Regions from separate parts of the Homo sapiens genome. Here region 1 is linked to region 2. A link is an interaction called in ENCODE POLR2A ChIA-PET data of the cell type or tissue named here. Cell type or tissue: B cell. All regions are shown on one strand. Each heading gives the region's core, and the rest is flanking DNA. Links, peaks and the distances in the headings are about the cores only.

What was found. ChIA-PET counts read pairs that join two places held together with the same protein. Peaks named below come from ENCODE experiments on the same cell type or tissue, not always from the same donor. Only the 100,000 strongest peaks of a DNase experiment are listed, where the experiment ranks them.
Region 1: POLR2A ChIA-PET joins it to region 2 with 5 read pairs; 1 of 35 experiments calls an interaction of 5 or more read pairs at or near these places.

The regions. Positions count from the first base shown.
Region 1 is chr4:5,877,141-5,892,086 of GRCh38, forward strand. The region is part of intron 1 of CRMP1 (collapsin response mediator protein 1); the gene reads right to left. Among named protein-coding and RNA genes, the nearest start is that of CRMP1, 8.5 kb to the right of the region's middle. RefSeq lists enhancers at 9,465-9,992, 9,993-10,519, 13,063-13,807, 13,808-14,551. In B cell, for the core only: no CTCF peak of the experiment used is centred there; a DNase peak (open chromatin) is centred at 7,891; H3K27me3 peaks cover 2,587 bases.
Region 2 is chr4:4,864,490-4,879,435 of GRCh38, forward strand. No RefSeq gene overlaps it. Among named protein-coding and RNA genes, the nearest start is that of MSX1, 12 kb to the left of the region's middle. RefSeq lists enhancers at 10-927, 6,611-7,186. In B cell, for the core only: no CTCF peak of the experiment used is centred there; DNase peaks (open chromatin) are centred at 3,492, 5,932, 6,782, 7,712 and 3 weaker places; H3K27me3 peaks cover 8,000 bases.

The DNA.
Region 1 (14,946 bases), core at 3,700-11,699, 1.0 Mb after region 2:
ATTTGAGGAGCACACCTGACCCCAACAGAAGACTGAAGACAAATTGAGTTGAGCCCTGCTAAGCATCTACCACCCACAAACCTATTGCCATAAATAAATATTGGTTGCTGTAAGGCACAGAGTCTAGAGGGGGTGTTTGTTAGGCAGCATCATCGCATCAAAGCAAATTAATACATCGTAAAGGTTCTGTGCTGGGAGCCACAGGGGTTGCTGCATAAGAGGTTTTATAGCTCAAATACGTCAAACTTCCATGACTTGGTCCCTACCTTGAATAACCAGAGCCTTCCCCTTGAGCAAGCTCCCCACTCTGGCCTCCTTGCAACGGCAAGTGCTGCCATCCCATCCAGCTGCACACTCATATTTATTCACAGAAACCATCCATTTGCCTTTGATTTTGCCTCCGGGGACGACAGCCTGTCAGCCAGTGGCCCTTTGCCACACTATCCAGGAATGCAACCCACGAAGTGGCAACCGGTATGAGCCTGAATCTAATTAACACACATTCGTTCCCCCTCTCACGGGTAGGGGACAGGGCGGCTTTCCCCCTTTCATGAATGGGAGATACAGGTAGTCCCCATGGACTGCAGGACTTTTTTTCCCCCCGATATTATGCCTGTTTCCATGACAACTGCAGTTATAAGTGCACAATTTCAGGTCCCACTGTACCAGCAGACTTTCAGGGAGCACTCCCTGATGGACTGAATATCTGATTTTAAAACAGCACACCTCTGTCACAACCCTAAGAGTGGGCAGGGCCTGCACGCTGCATAGGGAAAGACGATGCTAGCTGCATGTGTGATCGGTAACTTGACCCATTTCTCTGTGTTCTGGTCTGTGCTTCTTGCTTTATAGAAAGAAATCCGAACAGAACTCCTTTGCCTTAAGAAGTGCACATTCCTTGAGCTCATATTAAGGATCAGTTCTGCATTACATGGGTTTTCATTTTTAATTCTTAAATCACCTTAAAAGTGGGAATAAGTATGACAAGTGAGGAAACTCAGAAGTAATTTGCTCAAGGTCACACAGCCAAGAGATGGTACAGCAGCTAGGATTTGAACCGAATTCCACCTGGCACCTATACAGAGACCACCCCACTGCCTCTCGGTGGTGAGACTAGTACAGTGTTCTCTTCAGTGTACCTAGTTGATACATCTGAGCCTCAGTTCCCCACTCTGTAAAATAGGGACAGGCAGTGATAGACTACACTTATCTGCTCAGTGTTTATCAAGTACATACCCCAGGCCTTGCACCTCACCTGCCCTCTTGACACGATTATCGTGAATGTGGTCAAAAGTGGTTAAGGCAGATTAAAGGCCTCGGAAAACTGCAAAAGGCTTTCTAGGGGAAATACATTACATGCAGAGACCTGTCATCTAATAAACATTGCCAATGCCTCCTGGGAGCCAGGTGCTTATATTTACTCTCTCATTACATGCTCATTTAACAAAGAGGCGATGTTTGGATATGAATGCAGAGGCCAGACTGCACCTAACGATATGGGTGCAGAGGGCAGACTACCTAGGCTCTAACGTGGCCCCACACCTCCAAACTCTGTCACATGGGTGAGTTCACCTCTCTGTGCTTCTGTTTCTCATCAAATGCAGAGGAAAATTTTGAATGTGAAATGAATTAACCCACGGATAGCACTTCGCACAGTGCCTTATTTTTTTTTTTAATCCTTGCAACGTGGGGTAACATCTCATTAAAATGCTCAGTTCCATTTTCAGCTTATCTCTCATCTGTCCCACCTCAAACCTAACTCTTTTTTAGATCTTGTTGCATCTACTCTGGAACTGTTCTAATACCTACCTGCTGACTTTCACCTCCCAATGCACCTGCCCCAGATAAGCCCTCACCCCATCTCCCTGCCACAGAACTTGTCCACTCCATATGACAGGCAGAGTGACCTTTCTGAAATGCAAATCCAACCATGCCTCGCTTCTCCTCAAAATCCTTCACCAGCTTGTCCTCATCTGTAGGACAAAGCTCACCTCCTAGGCTCTTCCCGGCCTGAGCCCGGCCCTCTCTCGGCCGCGCCCCACCACATCTATCTACGCACACCACGCTCTGCCTCCCTAACTGCACCTTCACAACCTGTGCCTTCCTCTATGGCCTCCCTGCAGCATGCATCTCTGGCCACATCTGCTCTGCTCATTGCTTTCCAACTCCTTAGTCACGTGCAGTGTCTTGAGTCCAGGATCACAAGGTCACTCCTTGGAGTTCCCACAACATGAGGCTTGCATCTCTGGTCCAGCATTTGTTCATGACACTCATTTTCCAGCTCATTGTAATATATCTTATTTCCCCCATGAGACTGAAATCCTTGGCACCAGAGATGGCAGCTTATTCCCACATAGCTTCTTAGCGGGGTGATCTTTGGCAAGATACTTAATCTCTGTTGGCTTCAGTTTCCTCATCTATAAATGGAACCCATCAAAATACCTACCTCACAAGATTACTTGAAATAATATGTAAAAGCACCCAATACACTGAACACTGTCCTATGAAGTTTAACATTCTATGCCAAATGCTCTAACATTCTATGCCAAATGTTCATGCATTTGAGGATGCAGGAAAAAGCTTCAATTGCTTTTATCAGCTTCTCAGAGGAGTTGATGGCCTTAGGAAGCCTTTAAACTCGTTTAAGAGGTTCCCAGTAATTAAAGTTTTATTTGGATTCCTTTTTATTCTGCATGTTCAGAAATAAAATATAGCAAAAAAAAAAATGAGACGAAAGGAAAGGAAAATGAAAGAAAGTAAAGGAAAACCTAACACCGTATGCGGAAATCATGATAGAGGAGGAATAAAGAATTGGAGTGGTTTTGGAAAAGAGAAGGTCCTAAGTAATGGAGAAACATCTTCCAGTGCCTCTAGGAATAGCAGTGTGGAAGAAGAAACTTGGGGAGACTCTTGAGAACAAAAGTAAGGCACAAGGCAGAATCCCACTCTACATAAAGAAGAGCCTTCCAACAACAGAGCTGTACAAGAGTAAAGCAGGTTGCCATGTAAAGTGGTGATCTCCCTGTCATTGGAGGTATGCAGAGAACATACTGGGAATTTCTGCACTGAGGGGAGAATGGTGGGGGCAGGGGAGAAGCAGTAGACAGACACTTTTTCCTTCCTCCTTAATTGTACAACATAAAATTTTACATAATTTAAAAGTTCGATTCAACGTTGAGGTTATAGAAATCAAACATTTGCTGAGATTTTATTAGACCTTAAGCCCTAAGGGTCTATGGATATGGTATGATTTAAAAATACATGGCAACATAATTTGGGGGCAGGTTCAAAATTTCCTCAAATAGCCACCTTTTTGCTGTATGTAATTCTGCATCAGATCCAATGAGTCTTCCCATGGAATTGACTCCAAGTTCCAACACCAGGTCATTATTTACTCAAGGCCCTGGGCAGAGCACAAGATGTGCAATGTGACGATCCCACTTGTGTGTAAAAAGTACCTTTTGCAAAAGCTTCCCATTCCATGTGAAATGCAGCGAAGCCCATTACTAAACCAGATCTGCCCTCTCCCCATTGTCAAAGCACCACTTCAGGGGCCCCCACACCTTCTTTTCGCTTTGAGCTCCAAAACTCCTCATGCCACCTTCATCTCATTCTGCATAGTAACTACCTTCATGTTAAATCCACAGACAGTGCCTTGTTAAGGAAGACTAAATGCAGCTGTGGCTGAAACCTCACTCAGCAAGGAAGTCCACAATCTTGCTCCCATTCACTCACTCACACAGTGTGGCATCCCCACTGTGAATCCCCAGTGTTCCTGAAGGGCTCCTGAGGAGAATCAGACAATTTCCCAGTCTTCCAAGTATCCATGGTCAAGCGGAGCAGATGGACATGAGCAACAAGCCAAAGTTACTGAAATTGAAGTGCTCACCACCCCCAGCCCAGGAGGAGGAATCCTTTATAGAGAATGGACACAGCTGATACAAAGGCAGAGGGCCACACATGGTGTGCCAGGTCAAGGCGAATGCTCTGGATGCCTGGGACACAGGCCCAAGGAAGGAGTGGGGAACTACAACCTCATATATCCACAAACATTGCTTTCTTCCTTTTAGCTGCTTGCTCTTGTTTTCTAGACAACTTCTCTATGAAGCATCCAAGATCCCACTCCACTTCCCAAACTACCAACACCAATTCAGAGTTGTTTCTTCTCAGAGCAAAGCTATGATTTGGTCATTACAGCTCTCTAGGGCAATGGTTCTCAACCTTACTGTACTCAGGACATACTTTCAAATCATATAAAATTTTGCAGCATTCTTGAAGGATTAAAGACCTAAAATTACACCAGGTAAGTCTGCAACCATCACCATGCCCTCCCACTGCAGTGTGACTGTAGCTGTCTTACAGGTCTATCATAGCTCTGATTGCACTTGGTTACCATTCAGCACCGTGGTGCTGTCCACTGCCCCGACCATGTTCTTTTATATGCTCTCACGGCAAAGTCCTCCGGTGTTCCTCTTCCATGGCAAGAGCTGACTTTTACTTACAGCAAATTAGACTCTATTCAACATCTCTCTGCTTGTGAATACTCAGGGCTCCACCTGAGAGATGCTACAATAATTTGTAGACTTGGTTGTAGCAAACATAAATTTTAAACGCTGATCAAAATTTAGCCACACATCGGCAGAGAATTTTTTTGAGTACACCACTGTGCTCACAGCACACAGGCTGAGAACCACTGGTTGTTGAAATAGCTTGCATTTTTCTGTCTTCTACCAATACCTTTTGTACATGGGCCCCTAATATCTATCTCTGTCCTTTGCCTCTCACCCTCATTCCAATCTATTCCTTATTGTCCATTGAGACACCTCAATTTCGAGCTTGCTACCAAATCCAATACAACCTAAGAACCAATGGTGGGATTTTTCTTCCAAACCCAATCGCTGTGCTTCCTGACCACCTCATTATCAGCTTCCACGGGTGTGTATTAGCATCTTTTACATGTCAGAACTTTCACATTCAATCCTCACATCTCCTCTAGAAAGACTGACTTTGTGCTTCTCTCCCACCGATTTAGAGCTTGATCATACAACTTGCTTTGGCCAGTACACTATCAGCAGATGTGAAATATGCTACATTTGAGTAGAAGTTCTTAAAGATATTTCAGGTTGCTGCCAATCTCTTGTGCTTTTCTTCTCCTTCAGCCTGGGTCTCAAAGTGAGGAGATGCACAGAGCAGACTCACTACCCACCAGTAAACAGGGGCAAAGTTACAGCCAACCCACAGCCCTCATGTAGCATGAGCAAAAAATAAGTGTATATTGTTGACACCTTGGGGTTGTATGCTATGGAGCAAAGCTAATACACCATCCCACGGTAATAATAATAAGAGCTAATCCACATTGCATTTAATATGTGCAGGCACTATTTTAAGCATCTTACACATATTAAGTCATTTAATTCTATGGGGAAAAAATCTTAGGAAATATCATTCTGATTTCCAAACATAAATCTGTACAGATAAAATTGATGCATAGAAAGAATAAGTGACTTGTCCAATTACATAGCTAGTAAGTAAAACAGCCAGGATTCAAAGCCAGATAGTCTGAGTTCAGAATCCACATTCCTACAAGCTGCTTTCATAATAACAGCATCTTACCTCAAGAACTTCCAGTGCCTTCCTATTAACCAAAGAAGAAGATCAGAGTGGCCTAGAACTTGGAACTGAATTATCTAATCCAACTCTCCCTGTCCAGAAAAGGAATCCGAGGCCCAGGGAGAGAAAGTGACTTGCTCAACATCAAATAACCCATTCATATCTAAGACACACTTAGAACCCACGTGTTATTTCCATCCCCTTGGGTGCATTCTCCCTGATTTCCAAAGCTTTATAGAATCCCCCCATAGCCCCACCCATTCACATGTATTTCCACTTCTGCGTCCTCTGATTCACCTGTGTGAAATATTCCACCCACCTTGCATGCCCTTCCCTTCCCTCAACCAATCAAGTCCCTCAACACCTGGCTGATGTCATCCTCCAAACCCCAAGAAGCCATCTCTTGTTGCTTCTGCCAGGGCTGAGTCATCTCTTCTCTGAATTCCTCTGACACCTGTGCCCTGTTCCGCAGCCTGCCTGCTTTCCTTCCTTCCTTCCTTCCTTCCTTCCTCCCTCCCTCCCTCCCTTCCTGTCTTTCTATCTTTCTCTTTCTTTCTTCTTTTTTGTTTGAGAGAGTCTCATTCTGTCGCCCAGGCTGAAGTGCAGTGGCATGATCTCAGCTCACTGCAACCTCTGCCTCCCAGGTTCAAGCAATTTCTCCTGCCTCAGCCTCCCGAATAGCTGGGATTACAGGTGCCCGCCACCATGCCTGGCTAATTTTTGTATTTTTAGTAGAGACAGGGTTTCACCATGTTGGCCAGGCTGGTCTCAAACTCTTGACCTTAAGTGATCTGCCCACCTTGGCCTCCCAAAGTGCTGGGATTACAGGCACCCTTTAGTCTTTCTTAAGTTGTTTTATGTGCATGCACTTTGTCACTTAGATGGCAAGATAATTAAGGTCAGGGACACACACACACACACACACACACATGCTTGCCCACCACACCTGCTGGTTAGCTACCATTCTGAATTTTCATTTCCTCAAAGACACAGCCTGAGTTTTCAGAACAGAGCTATGACCTGTTAGATATTTACTATGTGCCATGCACACTCATGTATGTTGTATTGTGTGTGCTCCATGTATTCAGTCTTGGCCATGTTTATTAGAAGAAATGGGCATTCACGGTTAAGGTGGTATAGTTACGTCACTTTCACTTTTATGTCCCCTCTGAGACATTTTTAAGAATTTGATTTAAACAAAATAATGTTTTCCCTAAAAATGGTCCACTTCTTCCTCTCTGATCATGACCTTGACATCATGGAGGGTGTTTGCTTCTCTGCCCTAGATGACAGATGCTCAGAGTCAGTAGTGGATGACTAATCATGGCCACTCCAGTGTCCTAATCACTGGCACATTTGTTCTGTCCTTCCTTGATCCTCAGTCCTGCTATTCGACTTCCATCTGATTTCACCATATGCATGACAAATCACTGTGGACATCTCAAATCCTTTGTGTAAAAAGGCAGGGAATCAACTGGATATCCATAGATAGGCTGAATGTCACCCTTGGGAAAAAGCATAATAGGCCTCACACATTTTTTGCATACTTGCAAATTAGAGCAACAAATCGAGCCTGATGTGATTTTTACTTGATCCTTCTTTCCTGATCATCTTCACTGTTTAATCAAACACACACACACACCCCCACACCCACACACAAACACATTTACACACCACAGACATACACTTACATTTACATACACACTGGCACTCACACACACAACTATGCATGCACACACACACACGGGCAGTGGTTTTCCTAGCACGCAGACCAGCCCACCTATCCTCCCTGCTTGAATGCAAGCTCTCCTTCCTCCACTGGCCAATGAAGAACCTTTACAAGCCTCTGAATCTCTCTGAGCCTCAGTTTACTCTTTGGGAAAGAGGGGTGATCTACCTAGGCTGCCTTTCTCACAGTTCTGTGCATAGAACTAGGTGAGAGATAATGGCAATTGTGCCGAATGCTTGGACTAGAGCAAAAACACATGTGATCGGTACTCATGAAGCTTCATTTTTAATAATACCCCGTCATCATCATGGTGGACACTCTTTACTCCTCTCACAACTGAGCAGGCCTCCCCACTTCGGTAGCTCTATTCAGAGCCAACAGCTTCTGCAGGGCTAGGAAGCCATGTGCCTTTGTTTGCTCAGAGCCACACCCAGGATGCTCTACTCACTGCAGTGGGCACAAGAAGCCGCTTCAGCTAAGTTAATCCCCAAGTGTGCCATTCATTAAAAAAAAAAAAAAAGACACGCATGAAAGAGAGCTTTATAAATATTTCACACAGTCCTTGGGGGCAGGAGCTAAGTGTTTCTGCTTTTTTGCTCTTCCGTCTCTAACCGGCTACTATATTGTCTCAGAAAAAGGCCAAGATGGAAAAAAGAGGAAGACACCACCATCATCGTCAACATGAGCAGAACGATCAGCCTCCTTGCCTTTGCCCATGCTGCGCCCCTGCCTGTGATGCCCCTTCACCTCCCCCACTCTAGCTCCCACCTCTCCAGGCTCTGAACTCATTGGCAAAGCTACACCCTTATCCCCACTGTGCAGATGAGACAGCTGAGGCTCAGAGGGGCACAGGATGACCCAGCAACAAGCAGGTGGGGACCTGGGGATGAAGCTGAGAGCTATGCCTGCTACACCAGCACTTCTTCCCATGAACCACACTTGATCCTTTCCAAGCCCCCAGGTCTCTCCACAGGCCACACACCATGGCTGTCAGAAACATCTCAACTGCCTTCATGATTTGATCTAACTGTGCAGCGGTTGCCCTGGGAAGCAGAGGGTGGGCTCTCCCGAGGCCGTCTTTCCTTCAGTTTCTCCAGCATGCCAACTCCTTTACCTCTGGGGCCCCATGGGCTCCACAAAGAACCCTGCTCTCCTCCTGTCCCCTCTGTCTCCCCTAGGACAAGGCTGAGTGTCCCTGCTGGGGTTTCTTCCGCCCCGCCGTATGATACCCTTAACACTTCACTAACACTTCAGGCTGAAATGTCAGCCTTGGCTAAGCTCTAGAAGGGCCAGGGCAAACCCATTCATCTCCTTCCCACTCTTCCTGGCACCCAGCACTGTGCTTGGTATGGCAGTCATTTGACAAGTTAATGCAAACCCACTAACAGCCAATGGGTTTGCCTTAACTTGTCAAATGACTACTATGGAACACGTTAAGGTGCAGCCATTTGAAAAGCCACAGTGCTCACCCATTTGTTACATGGCATTTAAGGCAGGGATCTGGTTCCTGTCACAACACGTGTATGTGTGTTATTAGCAAAAGGTACTCAGGAAGATGAAAGGTCCTATACAGTGAAGCCCCATTCAAGTGGATCCTCTCTGATTTGCTGAAGGTTTTGATTTGTTTAAAACCACAAACGCTTCTGGCTGATGTGGGCCAAATGAACACAAATGATCCTCATCAAGGCCCTCTTTCCCAGGAACTAAGCATAACTTACAGCCTCTCTCCTTCCCATGCTCATTGAAACCACCTTTAGAGGCTGCTGGAACCACCCATTTGATTTCTCTTTACACACAAGTTGACTAATTGTTTCACAGGAAGAACTAAAGCAGCAAGACCTGTCGGCAGATCTGAAGCCCTTACCATGCACCTAGCACACTAAATGCTTTGGAGGGTCACCTAGGATGTTCAGGAGTCCTGTGAAGGGGCCTACATCGTACAGCAGAGCACTGAGGTTCAGAGAGGCATCAGACACCCAGCTCCATCGGCTGGAAAAGCCTAGGCATCTCCACTCCAGAGGGCAACAGGCAGTAGGCCTGGTGACCACTTCAGCTTAGCAGACTGGGACTGCACACTTTCAGAGGCAGCATCCCACAGACCTGCCTTGCAGGCCATCCTATTAAGTTTCCACCTTGGAGACTGGGGACCTGAGAGCAGCAGAGACCTTCTGTGGGCACACAGCCTCAAACCCAGAACTCCTGACTCCTGAGTCACTGCATCACCCCGACCCCATCACCTGCCTCAGTTCCCTTGGGAGGCAGGGTTAGAGGGTCCCAAGGCAGGGACTTGTTCAAATATCACCTGCCTTCTTCTCACATTGCCCAGGAGGAAGCAACCATATGTGTTCTAGTGATTCTTGACCAACTAGTGTTTACGAATGGGCCGCTTACACCTCTGCGTCTCAGAGGGCAGAGCTGAGAGACGGAGAAGAGGTGGTGCCCACCCTCTGGATGGGGGCTTGGCAGAGGCCTGCTGACAAGAGCTGAGGCTGGGCCCAGGAGGAATTTTCTAACTCAAGACTCAGCCCAGAGCTGGGGCGGATGCAGGACAGTGCAGGGGAGGCAGGGGGCCTGGGTTCCCTCCTGACCTTCCTGTGGTGGAAGCCCTCAGCCCATGCTCTAGCCTCAGGGAGCTTTACGTGGGTAATGCCACCCGCAAAGCCTTGCTGCCACCATTTAAAGAAACAGGCCTGCAATACACGGGACAGGCCACTGGCAGGTGAGTGCAAGTGTCAATACCTCCGCCTACCTAAGGCTGCCCTCTGGCAGGTGCCCTGCGACTGTCCAGGAGCCTGAATTTTGCATAAATGAGCAGGCTGGGTCTCCAGTAGTCAAACCTCTGGAGTCACCCTGGAGGATTCCACCACGCCCAGAATCCCGCCTCCCGGCCCCGGGCTGCTCCTGCATACATGGGCTCCAGTGGTCCGCATCCCTCAGGAACAGTCAGGCTCCACGCTGATGCCAGGCAGGAACTGGGGCGGAGGGCCAGCTCCTGACCGCTGCGCCCTCAGCTCCCCACCCCGAGACAAAGCGTAAAGACGGGGATTCCTTTGTTTCCGGCCACACCCAGGGACGCAGCCCGGCTGTTCTGCCTCCACCACCGTCCCCACCCTCTCGCGGCCCAGCGTCGGGAACATTAACCCTTCCCGGGCCGCAGCCGCCAGCGTCGCCCCATTAGGTTATTTTTAGCTGCGGGGAGGGGTGGACCGAGCTTCCATCATGGCGCTGTCCCTAGGTCCGGACTTCCACTCCATCAGTAAAGGCGGGGAGTGGGGAGCGCTGGATGATCTTTTTCCCTCCTCCAGCGGGGGAGGTACCGGGCTGTGGGGTGCATGGGCCGGACGGTGCGGGGGCCGAGCCAAGGAGGCTCAGCTCACCCTCCCACCCCCGCGCGAGGCCTGCGGGGAGGGGGTTCGGACCCCTGCCCCTCCCTCTTTTGTTCGGCTCCGCATCCTCCCTGTCCACGCCATCCTCTGGCACATCCCGTGGGGGGAGGGGGCGGCAAGCCCGCGGGGAGAGGGACTCCCGGCTCCAGCCCCGCCCCGCCATGCGGGGCTCCCCCACCCCCATTGTCCCCAGAGGCTGGGGGAGGGGGCTGAAATCCCGAGACCGGCCCCGCCCCACCCGCGGCGACGCAGGAGGCCTCGGGGGGCGCCCCTGCCGGCGCCCCGTGGATCTGGACCCTGCCGGGCGCCCACTCCCAGCCCACAAAGGCCAGCGCGGGGCGGCGGGGGCGGGGGCCGCTTACCGTGATGTGCGGGATGCTCTTCTTGCCCTGGTACGACATGGCCCCCTCTGGCGCCCTCGGCCCGGCCGCTGACCTGCGGGGCTGTCTGACTGGAACCGGCGCTCTCGGCCCCGCTCCCAGCGGGCGCGCTGACAAAGGCCCGGGAGGGATAGAGACACGGACGGAGGCTCGGCGCCCGTGGATGCCCACGCGCGGCTGCCCCGGCTGCTCGGCCCGCCCGCCGCCGCTCCGGCTGCCAGCACCGCCCGGATCGGCGAGGAGGGCGGGAGAAGGAGGAGGGAGAGGCGAGGGCGGGAGGAGGGGGCTGCAGACAGCTCCTCCCGGCGGCGCGGAGCGAAGCCGGATTCGCCCCTCTCGGCTCGAACCAGGAAGCGCTTCCCTTCCGATCTCCCACCCCGCCCCCCGCCCCCCACCCGCCCAGCCCCGCCGACCCCCGCCCTGCGCACACGCCCTTGGCGGGCCCTGGCCTCGCTCTCGCGATCCAGAGAGTATGGTTTTCAGGGCTCCTTTAAAAGAAAAAGACGGCGCGGTCAGGGCCCGCGGGCGGCGCCACAGGTGTGTGGCCGCGCGTCTGGAGGCCTCCCCGGAACATCTGCGGGGGTGTGGGGGGAGGGAGTGTGGGACGGGGGCCAAGGATCGGCCCAAGCTGCTGGGAACGTTCTTGTCCCTCCAGGATCGCGCCCAAGGACCGCTCCCCTCTTGCCTCTCCTTCCATAGCCTCCGTTTATCCTTCCCGAGTGCCTCTCCCTGAATGCACCAAGCACTTTTTCCATCTCGGACCCCAAGCCTTTATTCACGCTGTACCCTCTCCCTGAATAGTCTACCCCAGACAAAAGCCTGTCCACTCCCCTAGACCCATCTCCAATGCCTTCCCCACCACGAAGCCTCTCCCTGCCACCCTCTCCATCCTAGCATTGAACCAGCCCTCCCTGGGGGCCTCTAAGGTGGAGCCCCCTAACTGGCAGAGGGAACAGCAGGGACAGAAGGGTACGGCCTTAATTAATGCTGACCTGTTCTACTCCAACAGCAGCTCCCTCATCACACAGCAGCCTGACACTGGGGCCACCAGGTCACCCCACAGAATTGCCTCCAAGACAGCAGGTGTTTGGAGGGCTGGGCCACTGGCACCAAGGTCTCCACAGCCCTGGGGACAAGCTGGGGGTCAGGAGGAGGACTAGGGTGCTCCTGCCTCCCAGCACTGTGGACACCAGCCCCGGAGTCCATGATCCAGATGTTGCTCCAGAGGGAGGTGGGCAGGAAGCCAGGTCACAGCTTGACAAGGTCCGTAACAGCAGAGGGGAAAAGATGAAAGAAGATGGAGGAAAAGGGGGAGCCCCAGCAAGCCCCAACCTCACTGGACAGGTGCCCCAAGTTCCCAGGCAGAATAAAACACCAACCTTGTCCACCACTTCGTTGTTCATTTTCTGCATGCGAAATCCAACCCCACAGGTCCTATGAAACTACTCATCTTTTCTGCTTTCAAGTTGCCATCCAGAGCGAGGGTGGCCTAGGCTTGGTACAGCTCCCCCAGCACTGTGGTTGGGGGCTGGGGCCCTGACCTTCACCACCCCAGGGGCCAGTCCCCTAATCCAGGGCAGGAGGCCAGAGACACCTGGGCCTTAAAATAGAGGTGAGGTTTTAGCTTCACAGAGAAGCCAGCTCAGTATCCCAGGAACACTAGGCATAATTTTCCCATTTTACAGACAGGAAATTGAGGCTTACAGAGGTAAAATGATGTACCCCGGGTGCAAAACATATTAGCTGCAGCAAAGCAGCATGGAGATGCCAGGTTCCCCTACACTCTGTTTACAACTCATTTCCCTCCACGCATTCATGCATCCCTGGCTCTCAGCGGGGCCTAAAATCCCTGTCAATGACCGGAAATTGCAGATGGGGACACTGTCCCTCCCCAACTCCTACACTCCCTTCCTTGGAGTTGTTAAGTCCTAGGTTCCCCGTACCAGGGCGTTCCCTGGGGTCAGTCTGGAGATCTGAGCAGAAAGCCCCTACAGCAAGGGACAAGACCACGTGCGTATCAGGGGGAGGAGCATCCGCCTGCCACTGGCCAAACAGATCGCTGCTCCCAAGCAGATTTCGCCGGTACAAAGCGCCGCAGCCGCTCAGCCTCCGGCAGCGGCAATCCTTGCGCCTGCGCCGCAGAAACCCCTCCTGCAGCCCAGGGAGAAGCCTGGTGGGCGGGGGGGGAAGGGCCGGGGCACCCGTTGCGAAGCCCTGGAGCGGTGAGGCCCGCCCCGGAACCCGAGCCCACTGTAACCCAAGCCTCAAGGCCGCTCTGCCGGCAGAAAGTAAAACCCTCCCTCCGTGGAGATCGCGAGCCCCTGAGTTCCACAGTCGCGAAGCTCGAGTGCTTTCGGAGCCCCGGGAGCGCCAGAGGCGCTGCCTTTTGTCCGGTGCCTGAGAAGCCATGGAGAAAGGCAGAGGGGACCACAGGGAGAAGAGGAAGGAGTAGGGGAGAGGAACGGGAGAGGTGAAGCGACCAGCGTCCCCAAGGGTCAGGGCGCAGCTGCGGGGCTGGCCCAGGCTGCGCCCTGGGGGAGATGCTGGCGTTGGTGACATTGACCGCAGTTCCAGAGGAACTCTCCTTGGGACAGCTACGGGCCGTGCACAAAGCGCCCTCGCCTCCCTAGTACTCCACCACGCTTTGAGGAAGGCCGGAAGAAGACGGCCACCCCCATCTGACAGATGGAGAAGCTGAGGCCCAAGAGAGCAAAGCGCCTTGGCTGGAAACCCGGATTCCCTGGTGCTGGTCCCGCTTCTCGGCCCGCGGCCCAGAAGCCTCCCCATCGGGCTCGGGAGTTTGGATCCCAAGAGAGGTCGGACCACCAGGGAAGGTAGTGGACAGGGGGAGATACAGAAGGGGTGGGGGAAGAGGAAGCTGGACTCTCGCACCATCTCCCTTTCTGATCACCCCACCACCACACACACATACACACACACACACACACACACACACACACACACACACCCTTGCTGTTGGACCTCTCCCTCGCGAGGCTCCGGCTTCAGGACCACGGAGAGCTCTGGAGCAACAGCCCGCCCGCGAAGGGATGGGGCCCGAAGAGGCCCACCACCGTGTTTACCAGTTCCCTGCTCCTATTCCTCCAGGAAGCCCTCCCAGATATCTGCCCCGATCAAGCTCTGCTTCCCTCCAGGCTCACTTTGGGTCACTCATAGCATTTAAGAGGGGAAGGTTTAATTAAAATGATAATGATTGTAATAAAAGTCAACAACAAACATTTATTGAATGCTCACTACCGACCGGCATTAACTGATTTAATTCTCACAATGAATCCGTCGCTCACCCTAGCCTGGGAACTTCTGGAGGGTGGGGCCAGGTTGCTGAGCCAGGGACCTAGCGCCTACCCTGGGCCTGGCACCTAGCAGTTCTCCGGCATCCAGGTCTGGACCAATTCGAAAGCTCCCCAGCCCTCGGATGCTCCAACTTCCGTTTTTCTGGCACCTGACCCTGGCTCTCGTCGGTCCATCCAAAGGCTACGCCGTCCATCCGCCCTTCTTCCCCCAGTTTCCTGGTGACCCCCAGCTCAAGAGAGAATACCCGCAGGGCCCAAGCCCTAGCGTTCCCTCTCCCTGATCCTCCCGGCCCCATGCTCAGGTCCGGGAGGCCAGAGACCCCAGTTCAAATCCCAGCTCTACCTCCACCTTGCTCTGTGAAGCAGGCACATCGGTGTGTGCTGTGGAGCTCAGGAGTGCCCCTTGAATCTACTGGCGCTTGAGGGTAGGGGTTTACGGCTCCAACTGCCCGACGAACTAAATCCTTAACCAAATCCTTCCCCCCAGCAAGCATGAGGGGAGCGCTCGGAAAAAAAGCTCCTTCCAG
Region 2 (14,946 bases), core at 2,811-10,810:
AAAGTTTACAGAAAACCCAGGGCCACCTTCCACTCTCGCCTGGAAAGTCCTCTGCAGGAGCCCTGTTTCCAAACCCTCACAAACTCGGTTTTTCTTAAGATCAGTCTTCCAGGAGAATATATTTGCACACGCGCCAAGTTTAGCTTTCCGGGGAATTCTGCAAGGACGCCGAATGCAGAAAATTACCCCCTGATTAAATAAAGCCTATTAAGCTCCAGGCACCGCTCTGTTGTCTTTCGTGTTCGGGCGGCGGCAGACCTGCGCATCCCTCTCCTCCTTCAGCCTCTGTCCCGCGGTGACCCGCTCCTCCAAATTCCACGCAGGATAGCGCCGGACAGTCTGCAGTAAGCCGTTAAGCCGGAGGTCAGTAGACTAAAGATGGTTCGAAACCTGGGTACCTGGCGTTGGACTTGAACAGGGGTGAACAGCTTCACAGATAGAGACGTTAAAAACAGAGCCCCAAGGGCAGCGCGCGGTTTCTAGCCCCAGGACCCTTAGGTCGGTCTAGGAATTCCCAGCGAGCCCAGGGTTGCGGGAACGCGCCCTGGGCAGGTTCTGCACGGGCGCCGGGCACATTCCGGGGCGTCCTGGGCTTCGGATCCTCCAGCCTCTGCAGCTCGGGCAAAGGTTCTGTCTTCCCTGGCTGGAGCTGCAGTATGAACTTGTTACAACCCCGCTCCTTAAGAAGAAAAGCTTGCTGTGGAGGGCAGTTTCGCTCCTGGGGAGCCCCGGAGCTGTTGCCCTCGGCCTGGGAACTTCTAGAAAAGCACCAGAGCCCGGGTCTGGGCCTTTTCGCCCCCCAAAGGGGAGCTATGCATAACAAGGTCTCAGACTCCCACACCACGCAGCTCTCTAAAGGTGCTTTAGGGCTGAAGTGCCTCGCCGCGTTTTTTTTCTTTTTTCTTTCCTCTATAAATTAAGTAACCCTCGAATGACGGCGCGCAGGACGCCCGGCTCTGGCAAATCTGGGTTCTTTTCTGGAACACGCTAGAGACGTCCTCGTCGTGGGGTTAGTATTGAACTTGGAGTCAGAGAGCCAATGTGGTTCAGTGTGGATCAAGCCCGCCACTTACTATAAAAGATCATATCATCTCTCTGCACCGCCTTTTTCTCGTCTGTGAAATGGGCCTTGGACTCTTCCCCCTACACCCCAGGATTTGGGGGAAGTGTCGACAAGCCCCCGCGCGGGAGGGCACCCAGGGAATACCGGGTGCATCTGACTTTTCTTGGCTTACTGCGCGCCCGCAGCACTGAAGTTTTTTTCCGCGCGTTCGTGATAGGGAAATGGCAGGGCAGGATCGGGTGTCTCCCCCGGCCCCGGCTCCAGGACCTCCTGGCTCCTTGGAGTTTGGCAATTTAGGGTAGAGGCAAATTTAGAGCAACATAATTGCGGTAATGAGCAACGGCTCACCCTCTGCAGACGCGTCGCGGCTCCAGCGAGGCGGTAGCTGCAGGCGAGGCGGGCGCGCCTCCCCGCCCCCTCCCTGCGCCGCAGCCCGGGTGCGAGGGCCCGGCCTCCCTGGGACCCCGGCCCGCGCGCGCCTCCGCCTCTGGCTGCTGGCCTTGGCTAGGGGCTTCCTTCCACTTCTGGGCCTCCGAATCTCCCCATTTTTGTTTCTGTCCGTCTAGCCCATTCTTTGCCCCCCTTTTGTTTCCGCATTCCCTCTCTGAACAGGGTGTGCACACAGAAGGTGCTCGATAATTGTTTGCTAGATCGGAGCGGCACGCTGGTGTGGGGAGAACACCCAGAGCCACAGTCAGCCGGGTCCGGCCGGAAATCGCGGCTGCGCTTCCGGCACTGCTTCTCGTCCATCCCAGTCCTTCGAACTGTGTTCCCTGGTTTATCAACCGAGGGCGGAGTGGGCAGGGGTTTCCTGGGTCTGTTCCTTTACGGACCAATTTCCTTCTCTGGCAAGAAACATGGGATCTACCAGGCGGAGAGGTCGGCCACCTTCCGCGCTGGGAGGTAGTGATGGAGCAGTCTGCACTCACAGCCTACTGTGTGCCGGGAGTTCCCGCTCACGCTGACTCCCAACACACCTAGGAGATTTTTATAGCGCAAAGGACTGCAGCTCAGAGAGGTGACATGGTTTTCCCAAGGTTACACAGTTAATGAAGGACATAGCAGGAATTCCAACACGGATTCCACTCGAGGATCCGGTTTTTCCCGCATTGCCCATCTCCATCTGGTTGAGGGTCACCTGGTGCCTGAGCAGCTCTCCTGCGAAGTGCGCGTCGCGCTGGAAAACGGAGCGCAGAATCCGGGAACTAGTTCTGAATTTAACTCCTTGCGCTCTAACCACGAACAGGCACTGTCCCTTGAGGAATGATAGGGGCGTCTCACCGGCCCTGCACGCTGTGAAAGCGTTTTCGTTTTGTTGGGGAGGAGACGGAAGCCTCATTTTGCAAATTCAGCTTCTGACCACGCAGTCAAGACCAAAGCAGTCCGTGGCGTGGAAGCGGGGCAGAAATGAGGTTACCTGGCGGCAAGGGACCTGGGGCGCCTCGAGCTTTGAGCATAGGTCCGCAGGGCCGGGGCGGTTGGGGACCGGGAGGCTGGGGTGGGGCTGAAGACCTCGCGCTAAGAGCGCCTTACTTTAAGGTTAGTTTCTCGGATCGCTGAACCCGGGGCTGAAGGACCAGATTGAGCAGGAGGCCCAGTGAGGACAGTTACTGGTGAGGCAGGGGCCCCGAGTGCGAATCCTACCGCTGCGCCCTCCTTAGTGACCCAAGGCCGGGAGGTGAGCCCAGCCGGGTCCAGGCCTGCGCCCCGCCTAGAGCCCTCGGGGGCGCAATAGGAAGCGGCGAGGAGAGGCCGCGGCCGCCTTTCAACTCTGCGGCTGGCGCCGGCCTGGCCGGGCCCCCGAGGCCGCGCGGCCTCCAAGGTTCCGTCCCGCCCTCCCAGACGCTCAGCTCGCATCGCCCCACAGTGGAACAGTCCCCCGGCCCCGACGCCGGACTCCCTGGGAAGCCCCCGACCCCCAAGTGCCACCACCAAGTGCCCACTCTCCAGAGCACTCCCAGGCCCCCACTCCAGACTTGCGGAATTTGTTCCGCTCCACTCAACAGCTCCCACGCCTGCCGCGCACTCCGCCCCCTTCCCAGGCCCAGGGGGACCCTGCCTCCACCCCGCCTGCCTCCCCCACAGCGCCCTCCCGCGGCCCTCAGCTCACAGCCAGCTCTCCCAGCGCCTGCTCACTGTAGTTCCGGTGCTGGACGCTGGCCTTGGCTCCCTGCGTTACAAGTAGATCCTCAAGTGCGCACACGCACACGACCAACACACGTCATCCACACGACATACCAACACACACCGAAACAGACACACATGACACTCACATGCAACACACATGTATAACCCATATGCAGACACCAACACACGCGGTACACACAAACGAATCAACACACATCACCCACCACACATACCCAGCACATACACACAAGGCTGACAAACACAAACACAACGCATAAATCAACACGTATCACCAACACACCCAGCCACGCACAACTAATACATGCTAGACACAAAACCAACACACACCCAACACCCACAATCAACTCTCACATCCCACACCCACAAGCCCTAGTTATAGAGGCAACCATACACACTCAAGGCCACTCTCTAACATCTTCCACAGGGGTTCTGGTGACACAGACACATATAATATTGGGAGAAAGGGGGAGGGAGACCCCAGAGATAGACATAGATGGGAGAGAGAAACCAAGGAGGTGCTGTATTGAGAGGCGTTCAGACTCAGGGACTCCAGGGAGGAGGAGCAAAGCCACGCGAGACCTGAGCGGCAGAAGCTCAATACAGCAAGCCAGAAGCTCAGCTCAGAGCACAAGGCGTGAGAGCGCTGGGTGCTCTGCTGTGCTGACACCAGAGGGTAAGCGCGGATTCTGGCTCCACGCACGTGGGGTCAATCCCCGGACACAGACCTTTTACTGGAAGGCCTGGAGAATCGCCTGAGGGAACGCTGGGAGTTCCCCCCCCCACCCGCCCCCGCGCAAGAACAGCCAGTGACTTCAGCTCTCCTTTCTCCCCCTGGGTCCCCTCCTCTGGGACCCCCTTCGGCCCCACCTCGTCCTGTACACCCACCTTCTCCCATCTAGGCAGAGGGTTTCAGAATGCCTTGATCAGACCCAACACCCTACTCATTCTCCACGGACCAAAGCCAGAGATCAGGAATGCCCATCCCACCTCCCCTGGACAGAGAAGGCGGTACTTCAAGAAGCAGTCGCAGACCCTGGTTAGGGCGGGTGTCGAGTCGCCGACCTGGAGTCAGATCATCTACTTATAAATTTTGGTTTTGGTACTTACTGTGTGACTTCGGGCAAGTTCCTTAACTTCACTGAGCCTCACTTTTTCCATATAAAGTGTGGAATCGTCACAATTGCTTCTATTGTTAAGGGAATAAAATGAAACGCTCTGTGAGATGCTTGGCCCCGACAGCAATTAACATTGATTATGAATTCTGCACTTAGACACTTAGATCAATTTCAAAGGCGGGAGGGTTATGTCTGTACCTCCCTGGAAACTCCCAAAGAGTAAGGCCGGCCATTGACTCAGACATGGGGCTCGAATCTAGGTTTCCCCCTCAGGATGAATCTCTGCCCCTAATGCCAGGCTCGCAGGGGCTAGCGCACCAGCGGGGTGCAATAAAGATCGGCCTTTGTGTGTGTGTGGTGGGGGGGAGGAGTGGGGGGTAGGTAGTTAAAAGCGAATTCAAAAGCCCGCCCTCAATTTGGGGCCTGATTAGGGGCAGATGGAAGGAAGGGTCCCCGACCCTACGTGGCAGCCTTTGTTGCACATTTTACAGGCGAGGAGACAGTGGTGGGATCCAAGCCCGCTGCTGTGGGACCTCAGGAGTTGCTTTCTCCTTCACCAGCTGGGTGCAGATTTTGATGATGCACAGGGCGCGGCCTGACAGTGCGTGTGTGCGCCCACCGGGCGCTGCTGCCAGAGTTTGCGGGGTTCAGGGAGCGGGAGGAGGGTCTGAGAGACCCCAAAGCCTCCCCTTTGCGAGACCACTCCTTGCTTCCCCCGCCTGGCGCTTTCCATAACCCTCTGCGGCGCCCTGCCTCTTTGTTGCCCCTTAGATGAGCTGCCCCAAGGGCGGGCTGGACTCTAGTGCTTTGAGTCGCTGTTTCTCTGACGATGCTGCTTTTAAAAAGAAAACCCCGTTCCCTCTCTGATGACTCTCGTGGCACCCGGGTGGCAGCAGGGGCTTCTCCACCGGAGAAACAGCCACATCGACTAAAAGGGAATGTGTGAGGCAGGCTGAGACCTTGGGTGGGGCCCCCCACCTCTCGAGTTTTCCAAGACTCAGGTTCCATCTCTGTTAAATGGACACAATCCTGACCCCTGGCAGGTCCTGAAAGAGTAGAAGGGAAGGGGTTCTCCACGGGCTGTACCATCACTTGCGTCCCCAGTTCGGTGATGGTGGTGAGGTCATCACAGTTGTTCCGCCTGCGGTGACTGCAGCTGACATGTATGCGCGCTTGCCTATGGATCACAACCCTTAGAATCTAAGTTTTCCACGCGGGTTATCCCAACGAATCCTCACTACCAGGTGGGCACGTGCCATTGTGACCCGTGTCATAGACTGAAGCATAGAGAGTTGAATGACTCAGACAAGATCACACAGCTAGTGAGAGTGAAACAGAGCTTCCAACTCAGACAGCCGGTGCCACCATCTGGCGCCCCTAAATCTCAGTTCCCTGGTCCGCGGAATGGGAACACTTTCGGGCTGGTGCAGAGGAAACTATGGGTGACTCCAAAGGCAGCGCGCGGTAAGAACTCCGGGTGAGAAGGGGAGCGCGCGAGGAGAGCGCCAAGCGTAGCGCGGAGCATAGAGGCAGGATGGTGACCTGAGCGCTCTTTGCTGGCCGGCTCTGCTCTCCGCAGCGCCATTGGAATTCCTTACTCTCCAGTCCCCCGAGGGTGTGTGTGGGTGAGGGGAGGTCCCTGAGGCGGAAGGGATGAGCGGAGTGGAAGCGGAGGAGAGTGTTCTTGCTCTTGGAAAGTGTCAGAAAGTGCCTGTGCGCCACTCTGGACCCGGAATTAAGACACCTTCACCTCTTTTAATCTTCTCCCTATGACGCAGGCACTCTTATTAATCTGTTTCAAGTGAGAAAACCGAGGCACAGAGAGCGTATGTGACTTGCCAAATGTCACATAGGTGTCTAAGACCCGGCCTGTATTTCCCACCAACCTCTGCCGCTGCTTCTGGCATGAATGCAGAAAGCAGCCAACAGCCGACCGGCAACTGGGAAGCAAGCGCCCAGGCCAGAGCCGGTTCCTATACTTGGCAGAATTCCCCTTTGGCCATGGTCAAAGTTGACCAAGTTTGCCTCACTCTAGATGCTGGCTGAATCCCTAAACCCACACTGGACTGGGAGAAACTGCTCTGAGCGTTACCTGAGTGATGCTCCATTGTCACCAATGGGCCAACATCTTTCTTTACGGATGACATACTGAGGCTCAAAGGGGGTTCGTGATTTGGCCGAGATCCGGCAGAAAGGCTGGACAGACCCGGCATCCCCAATTTTAGTCCAGCTTCCTTAAATTAATTCATTCGGCGGGGTTGAACAAGACCAGCACACTAAGAAATAACGAATTCGGGTAGAGCTGAATGCTTCTAAGGGGAAAAGTAACAAGACGGGGGCAGGAAGCACAGTCGGAGCCTATTTTTGGCGGAGCGGTCAAGGCAGGCCTCTCGGCGGAGGCGACTTAAGGGTTGAGACTTGAAGGGTGAGGTGGAGCCGTAGTTTGAAGAAGGAATCTCCCATTGAGAGGGGTCGGCAAATGCAAAAGCCCCAAGGAGAGCTGAGGCCGGCGCGGCTGGAACCGGCCTTAGGCGAGTTTGGAGTAGGCTTAGCGTTTTGTGATGCTCTGGCGGCCACTTGGAGGAGAAAGATGGGGGCGAGGTAGAAGGGGCCGCGTGCCCTTGTAGGAGAGGGAAGTGTCAATGGCCGGGACCAGGGGTGGCTGCCTGAGACGTGCCTCGTCTTTGGTGATTCCCCTACCCCCAAATCAGAGAGGGTTCCGGAAGAAACTTCGCAGCCTTGCAGAGTGAAGCATCGCCGGGACCCAAGGATGTTTCTCTTCCCTACGGAGCTCACCCGGATTCCTTGGCGCCCAGCTGCGGCCCCGGAGTCCCCGAACTCGGCTGTGCCAGCCCGGGGCGGGGCCAGCTGAACCTCAGTTGTGGGGCGGAGTCCGTTGCGGACACCCTCACCCCCCGGGCAACCGCAGCTCCCAACTCCGCTGGCTTTCCCCTCCCTCTGACACCCTGCGCGGCTCCTGCGACCCAGGTGCGTGCCAGCTGTAGGAGCCTGCTCCGCCTGCCCTCCTGGAACGCAGTCATCCTCCAGGCCCTGCCCGCGCCCATTTCGCGGCCCAGGAAACTGAGGTGTGGAAGCCTGTGAAGGGAGGGACTGCTACCTATCGATTCGTACCGGATCCAGACCCTGTGCTAAACGCTCGGCGTGCATGGTGCCCCTTAATCCTCACAAAAGTCGAGCGACTTAGGGAGGAATATTATCCCATTGCACACACGAGCACACTGCTGCGCAGAGGCACGAAGGTACCTGCCCAGGGTCTCAGCTAGTCCCATTTCCAACCCAGGAAGGCAAGGGAGCAACCCGGGAAGCAAAATGTAAGGAGACACTTTCAGGGTTGTGCAAGTGTGGGGTGGGCACCCGGGGAGAAGGGAGGAGGGATGAACTATCCAGAGAGGAAGGCACGCCCGGCCCCGACTTATCGGAATAATTGTCTCCATTCCGCTTCGGCGGTGTCTGTTGTGTCCATTGAACAGAAGCAGAACGTGAGTCCGTATCTGCCCCTCGCCACCGCCACCAGCACCTGGGATTTGACTCACACTTCAATTCCTGCCCTAGGAATTGATGCCAGCGCCCAGTATGGCCCCGCGTGGGGAATCGAGCGCCCCATCCCTCGGTGAGGGCTTACTCTGAGCCTGAGTCTGTGGCAGGCCCCCCCATAGCTACTGTCTGCCTTAATCCACGCCAAGGCCTCTAAAGGAAAACATTGCCTTGGTTCTTTTTCACAGACGTGTCAACTGTGGACCAGAGATGTCAAGCCACGTGCCCAAGGTCACCAAGCAGTTTCTGGGTGAGCCCTCAGGGAATCCTAAATCCCGACCCAAACCCGGGATTTCCCCTCGCCCTCGGGGCCTCCAAGGGGAGCTGCGAGAGGCGGGGACGCAAGGAGGCGCTGGGACCAGTTTGCTCTGAGTGCTCCTGCTCCGGACTGCTCCTTGGAGAGGCGGGGCCTTGGGCAGCAGAATCCCAAGCTCCTCCCGGTGGGAAATCCGGCAGCTCCCGTCTGAGGGTAGGGCCAGCAGACCACCTGGCCCAGTAAACTCCACCGGCTTCGGGGGTGGGGAGTTGGGGCAGGTGCGCCCCAGGGGCTCGGTATACAAAGCCATGCCTGAGCCACGTCCTTAATTTCCAGGAGGAGAGCCCTGGATTTCCTGACAGCCGGGCTGGGGGAGGCAGGGGAAGCAGGCGGAGACCCCTAAGAGTACTTCTTCCTGCCCCTCCATTTCTTCCCTAAGTTTATTCTTCCTTTATTGTCTGTCTTTTCCCTCATTTTATTTTAATACAATGACTATAATTTCTTATATTAAAAGGTGTGGCGTGGGCAGTGGTTCCCGGGACTCTGGCTCATTCAGCCACTCCTCCACATGCAGGGTCAGGGTGAGGTGCTGAGGCCCCTGCTGTGCTGGGAAAGGGTCCCTGCCCCGCAGCAGCGCAGGATCTGAGTGGAAACTGGTGGCACTAAGAAGGAACGGAAAAATAACACTACCAAGCCAGGCAGTACATAAAACAGAGCGGCGAGATAGCGATCGGGGTGGGGGTTTTCCCGAAGAGGGAACATGGGGGACATTTGAATGGAATAAAGGAAGTCCAGGCCACGGGACCAGCAAATGCAAGGTTCCCCAAGTCAACGAGTGGGCAACATTGTGAGGCTGTGACCAGTCTTCAACCTTCAGATGACCCTGGCATGATTTGCCTCGCTGAAGGGACTCTGTGCTGTTCATGTGAATTCACAGACCTTGTCTCCTCTGGCCTTCATCATCTAGCAGGCAGCAGGGACGGGTTCTCACTGTGCCCATTTTCTAGATAAGTGAAGTGAGGCTCTGTGACCTGTCCGTGAGTGAGGAGGTCAATCTGGGATGAGAAAGCAGGCCTTGGTCATTCCAGGACACCCAGCTGACTCCAGGCAAACAGGTTTAGGAGAGCGCTGAGGTCTATGGCTGCATCTCACCAGCACCTTCATTCCAGGAGGAACAGGGCGGTGGTTTGGATGAGCCGCAAGAAATGTTCCAGAGCATGGCGCACACAGAACACATCACCCTCTTGCTGAGAGAGAGGCCCCTGGAGGAGATCAGGAACTGTTGGTTTCTGCGGGATCATGAGCTGTTGGTTTCGGAAGGGCGTTGATCTCAGGGGGTCTTTCTTTTTCCTGTATATGGTCTGCCCTACCTGGGTGGGGTTCCAAAGATGTTTGGGTCCTCGTTCCTTCTGGGAGAAAGCACCTGCCTCTGGGGTCCATTCACAGTCAGGTGGGACCAGCGTGCACCTGGCCAGGCTCACCGGGATTGTGTGGGGTCTCTGAAGTCATTTACCTGAATGAACCCCTGACCACTGCTTGGGGAGTGGAAGGGCCCAGTCTGATTTCATTCCCGCATGCTGGCTTCATGGGCGTGGGGCCTGCACTCAGAAGGGTGCCACGCTTGGGGTGTAGTGCTGCAGTCACTATCTTGGAGTTCTTAGTGATTTTTATCTTTGAATTTATGCATTATAAGTGATGTTTGATGGGACAATGGAGTGTGTTCTGGGCACTTAGACCTGCCTCAAATGCCTCCCTGGGACAATTCTTGGCTGCTTGCTTTCCACTCCCTGGGAAGCCACCCCCTGCCCAGCCTCCAGCTCCCTGTCCCCAGTGTGACTGCTGCTGCCTTCCACCTGGCAGGGGCCTGGGTGCCAGTGTGAGGAGAGTCAGGGCTCAATGTTCATACCCCTGGCATCACCAGGTGAGGCATGGTGGGCACTGACCGTTCTTGCCCTGGGCTGGCAGTGACATATGTTTCATTGGCAACGTGGGTAAGGGTGAACCTTTCACCCAGCCCTGATCCAGGTACCGAGCATATCCTAGCACTGAAATTGCAATGCCTTTGGAGGTTACCCATCTGCCATGGTTTGGGGCAGTGGCCTGAGGGAAGAGGAGGTAGATGCTTGACTTGACTTCTTCACCCTGGGTCAAATTTGTCAGCTGGTGGAGAGCCCTGTGCTCCCATGCCAAGTCACTGTTTGGGGCCCCTAGGTGCCTGCAACAGTCTGCACTCCCTTGCGAATATCCCTGAGAATGCATGAGTGAGTGTGGCGTTAAATAGGAAATTTAAAAACAACAACAACAAAAATCATGACAGGTCAAGAGCAAGACCACAAAGAAAGGAAAAAGCTTTACATGAGAATACTTTTAGCAATGCTTCCCCCCACTACTTTAAAACAGAAGACCTGCATTTTCCTATTGTAGTGGACCCTACTGATTATGTAGCTGAATCCTGCCCCCACGTACTGGGTGTCTTGAACTGGTCAGCAGGGCTGAGCCACGAGAGGTCTGGGTACAGGCAAGAGCAACCTCTCAGCCAATAAACATGTCTTCATAAAATAGGATGCCTCCCTTCCTCTGGGACCCTAGCTTTACAAGGAGACACACTTGGCAGCATGCCAGCAGGAAATGCTGCCTGGTCAGGGCTGACATACCTGCAGCAGGGACTCTGGAAGTCCCAGGCTCGGAATCAGAGAGCTGGCAGGGCATGAAAACAGCCATGGGTACATGTCTTGAGGGGCCACCGGAGGACTCTGAGGTTAAGAGGAGTTGGTGACAGCATTACACAAGGAGGTGGAGCTGAGTGGGATAGGGCACTCACGTGGTCTGGTCCAATTTCAGCCTCTTGCTTCACAAATCTACCCAGAGAAGGGACGGCACCCCAACCCCAGTTCCTTCTGAAGTCATCGAGGGAGGAAAGCATCTTCTAGCTGGAAGCGATTCTCAAATCCCCCAACTTGAAGAATCCAAGCGCCTCTTTATTTGCACCTTTTCCAAGATCACATGGGGTCCTCTGTAGCTCCCGGCGTTACTTCTCTTACTCCTAGCACTCATCATCCCTAGACGTCATCTATTGTTTCCTGTCTCTTTTAGCCCCACTGGAATGTGCAGGGGCTTCCCAGTTTCACTCATTGCTGTGACCCTGTGAGTCCTTAGGGCTGGTACATGGGGCAGCCCAGCAATGTTTGTTGAGTGAATAAGTGAAACCAATCTCTGCTCTGATGCTTTCTTGTACGTTTCCGGGTATGGGGCACTCACCACCTTGGGGAAACAGTTAATTTTTCTGTCTATCTATCCACCTATTCAGTTAGCATTTATCTTACCCATAATGAGCACCAACCACTTATTGAGCACCAACTATGTACCCAGGACCTGGGCTAGTGCTGGGGACACACTGGCAAAGAGGGACAAAAGCAAGGTCTCTGCCCTTATGGAGGCTGGAGCTTAGGTGAGACAGATATTAACTAAAGATTATGAAAATACACTTCAAATGTTCGTCTTCGTAAGTGACACTGTGCTGGGAGAAAACTCAACATATATTATATTATTTAATAATCACCTTGGACATGAGGTCACCACAGTACATGAAGACATTCTTACCCCTGTTTTATGAGAAGGAACACCAAGGCCAGAGAGGAGGAAACTGAAGTTCAGAGAAGGCAGGTCACACAGAGGGAGCTGAGCTGCAGAAGCTTCTTTTTTTATTACAAATTTTTATTTTACTTTAAGTTCCGGGATACATGTGCAGAACGTGCAGGTTTGTTACCTAGGTATATGTGTGCCACGGTGGTTTGCTGCATTTATCAGCCCATCGCCTAGGTGTTAAGCCTCACATACATTAGTTATTTGTCCTGGTACTTTCCCTTCCCGGGCTGCCCCCCTGCCATCGAATCTTCTTGATGACTTATTTTATTTTTTGAGACGGAGTCTCGCTCTGTCACCCAGGCTAGAGTTCAGTGGCGCCATCTCTGTTCACTGCAACCTCTGCCTCCCGGGTTCAAGTGATTCTCTTGCCTCAGCCTCCCCAGTAGCTGGGATTACCGGCGCCCACCACCACGCCCATCTAATTTTTTTTTTTTTTTTTTTTTTGCATTTTTAGTAGAGACAGGATTTCTCCACGTTGGCCAGGCTGGTCTCGAACTCCTGACCTCAAGTGATCCTCCCGCCTCGGCCTCCTAAAGTGCTGGAATTACAGGCATGAGCCATCATGCCCAGCCAATGACTCATTTTGTAGATGGGGAAACAGAGGCTCAGAAAGCTTAGAGAACTTTTCTGAGGTCACACAGCTATTGAATATAACAGCCATAGTCTGAACCTTGTCTGGTTGACTTTGAGGCCTGGCTCTATACTATCCCTTGTCCTCCTAAGTCTTTTCTTTTGCTAAATGTTCCCCTTCCTCCAGTGTCCCTTACCCTGGCCCGCAAGTCCCTACAGGATGTAGCTCCCCTGCCTCTTGTGACTTCAATGACTGATGCCATTGAGTGATTCTGGCTGTCTCTCCAGCACAGTGCACACATCCCTGCCGCAGGGCCTTTGAACTTGCTGTTCCCTCTTCCTGGAACGCTGTGCCCTGGTTATTTGTGTGATTCTTTCTGTCCCTTTTTTACCTGGCTCAAGTACCTGCTCGGTGGCTCAGAGAAGCCTTTCCTGACCCCTTGCCTAAAATTGTGCTGTTGTGAGTCTTTACGATCCCTCCTCACCTTGCTTTGTTTTTCTCCATTTAAACCACTCCATGGCAGCAGAGGTCATGCTTACACGTTTGTTTATTCTTTATCTGTCCCTCACTAGGCTCTGGGCTCCGTGAGGGCAGTGGCTTCATCTGTGTAATTCCCTGATCTTCCCAGCACCAGGAACAGCGCCCAGCACGCAGTAGGACTTTGATATTTGTTAAGTGAATGAAGGATTTTTTTTTTTTTTTTTTGAGACAGAATCTTGCTCTGTCACCCAAGCTAGAGTGCAGTGGCGTGATCCCGGCTCACTGCAACCTGTGCCTCCCGGATAGGGTTCAAGCAATTCTCCTGCTTCAGCTTCCCAAGTAGCTGGGATCACAAGCACATGACACCGGGCCCAGCTAATTTTTTTATTTTTTAGTAGAGACGAGATTTCACCATGTTGTTCAGGCTGGTCTCGAACTCCTGGCCTACGTCAAGTAGGTCTGCCTGCCTCAGCCTCCCAAAGTGTTGGGATTACAGGTGTGAGCCACTGCTCCTGGCCTGAAGGATTTCTGTCCTTGTTCTGCACAATAGGAGCCTGAGGCTTGGAGGAGCCTCAGGATGGCAAACTGGGCCCTGCTGAGCTCTGAGCCCAGCTCTAGGGCCTGTCCTTCCTGCCATCAATACTCGGAGGAGGCCCCACGGAACCCAGGGAGGCCCAGGAGGCATGGAGGTGGGTGCCGAGAAGTCAGCAGCCTCACCCTTGACAGCTGGCCATGGCAGTCAAGTCCCTGGAACCTGGATTTGGGGGAAAATGATAAAGGTGAAAAAGTTGGCCCTCATTTCCATGTAGGCCTGCCAGCTCCACGAATATCTTGCTACTTACCTGTCCCGACCAGACACAGGACACTTCAAGATTCCAAGAGATGGACCGGCTCAGGGTGATGGGGCTTCCGGGGCTGGTGCTGAAGGGAAGTGCCAATCTCTGAGGACTTCCATAAGCCAGAATGTTTATTTTCTAGTTCAATCCCCACAGTGATCCAAGAAGTTGGAATCAATACCACCTCCCCTTGGCTCTGAGATGGTGTGTGAGGACCCACAATTCCCCTTCTTTTCCTTCCATTTGGGAAACTTCTCTCAATTTTCCTAAAGGTTTACGTTTTATGGTGTGAGAGGAAGTATGAACACAGGAACTGGCTGAGTCTGGGGGCTCAGGAGCCAGGAAGCTTGAGTTCAAATCCTGGCCCCTCACTCCCTGGCTGTGTGACCTTTGGTGGATTTCTGAACCCCGTTAAGTGATCACGATCAGTTTTTTCATCTGGATGATGGGCTGTAATAACTCCTGCCTCTTAGGATTGTTCTGAGGATCAAATGAGTTGATGCACGTGATGTGCTTAGAACAGTGCCAGGGACTTAGTGAGGCTGAGATAAGCTGTCTCTCGTGGGATTCAGAAGCCGGAAGCCCTGAGGGTTCTTTCCTGTCCTCCCACCCTACAGAGCCAGGGTAGGAGCAGAAAAGAGGAGGCAAGGAAACACTGGAAGAAAAGATATACAGATAGTACCCTCACCTGCTCCCTCACCTTGTAAACCTCGTCACAAACCAGTGAGCTTGACAAGGCAGGGGTGTGATTCCCTTTAGCCAGATGAGGAAGCCACAGCCCGGAAAGATGGAAGGATTTGTCCAAGATTGCACGTGAGGGATAGGCCAGAATCGGAATCAGACATTTGGATTCCGGGGCCAGTGCTATATTCTGGTCACATTTGCACATGGCACCGCTTTTCCTTGGATCTGCCTTCTGAATGGCAATGGACTGATCATGACTCAGATGAGCTAGAACCTGAAGACACGATAGGGAGTTGGACCCTGTTTTACTGCTAATCCTAGGTCAGAGCACAGCCACTGAACTCCAAGGCTTTTCTAGAAGCTTTCAGCAGGCACTATCAGTCTGTAATAGCCGTGAGATATGTATGGACAAGGAGTTCCAAGAAATCCTCAAAATGTAGGTGGACGGATGAAATTCCACTTGGACACAATTGTGGTAAAAGTCATTTAAGTAATTAGCGTCTGAGTACTTTTCTGTATATGTGGATGGGGGAAAGGAAGAGTAATTTCTGTTTGCTAAGTAACTAGCAGGTTCTCCAAGTCTGTTCCTTAAT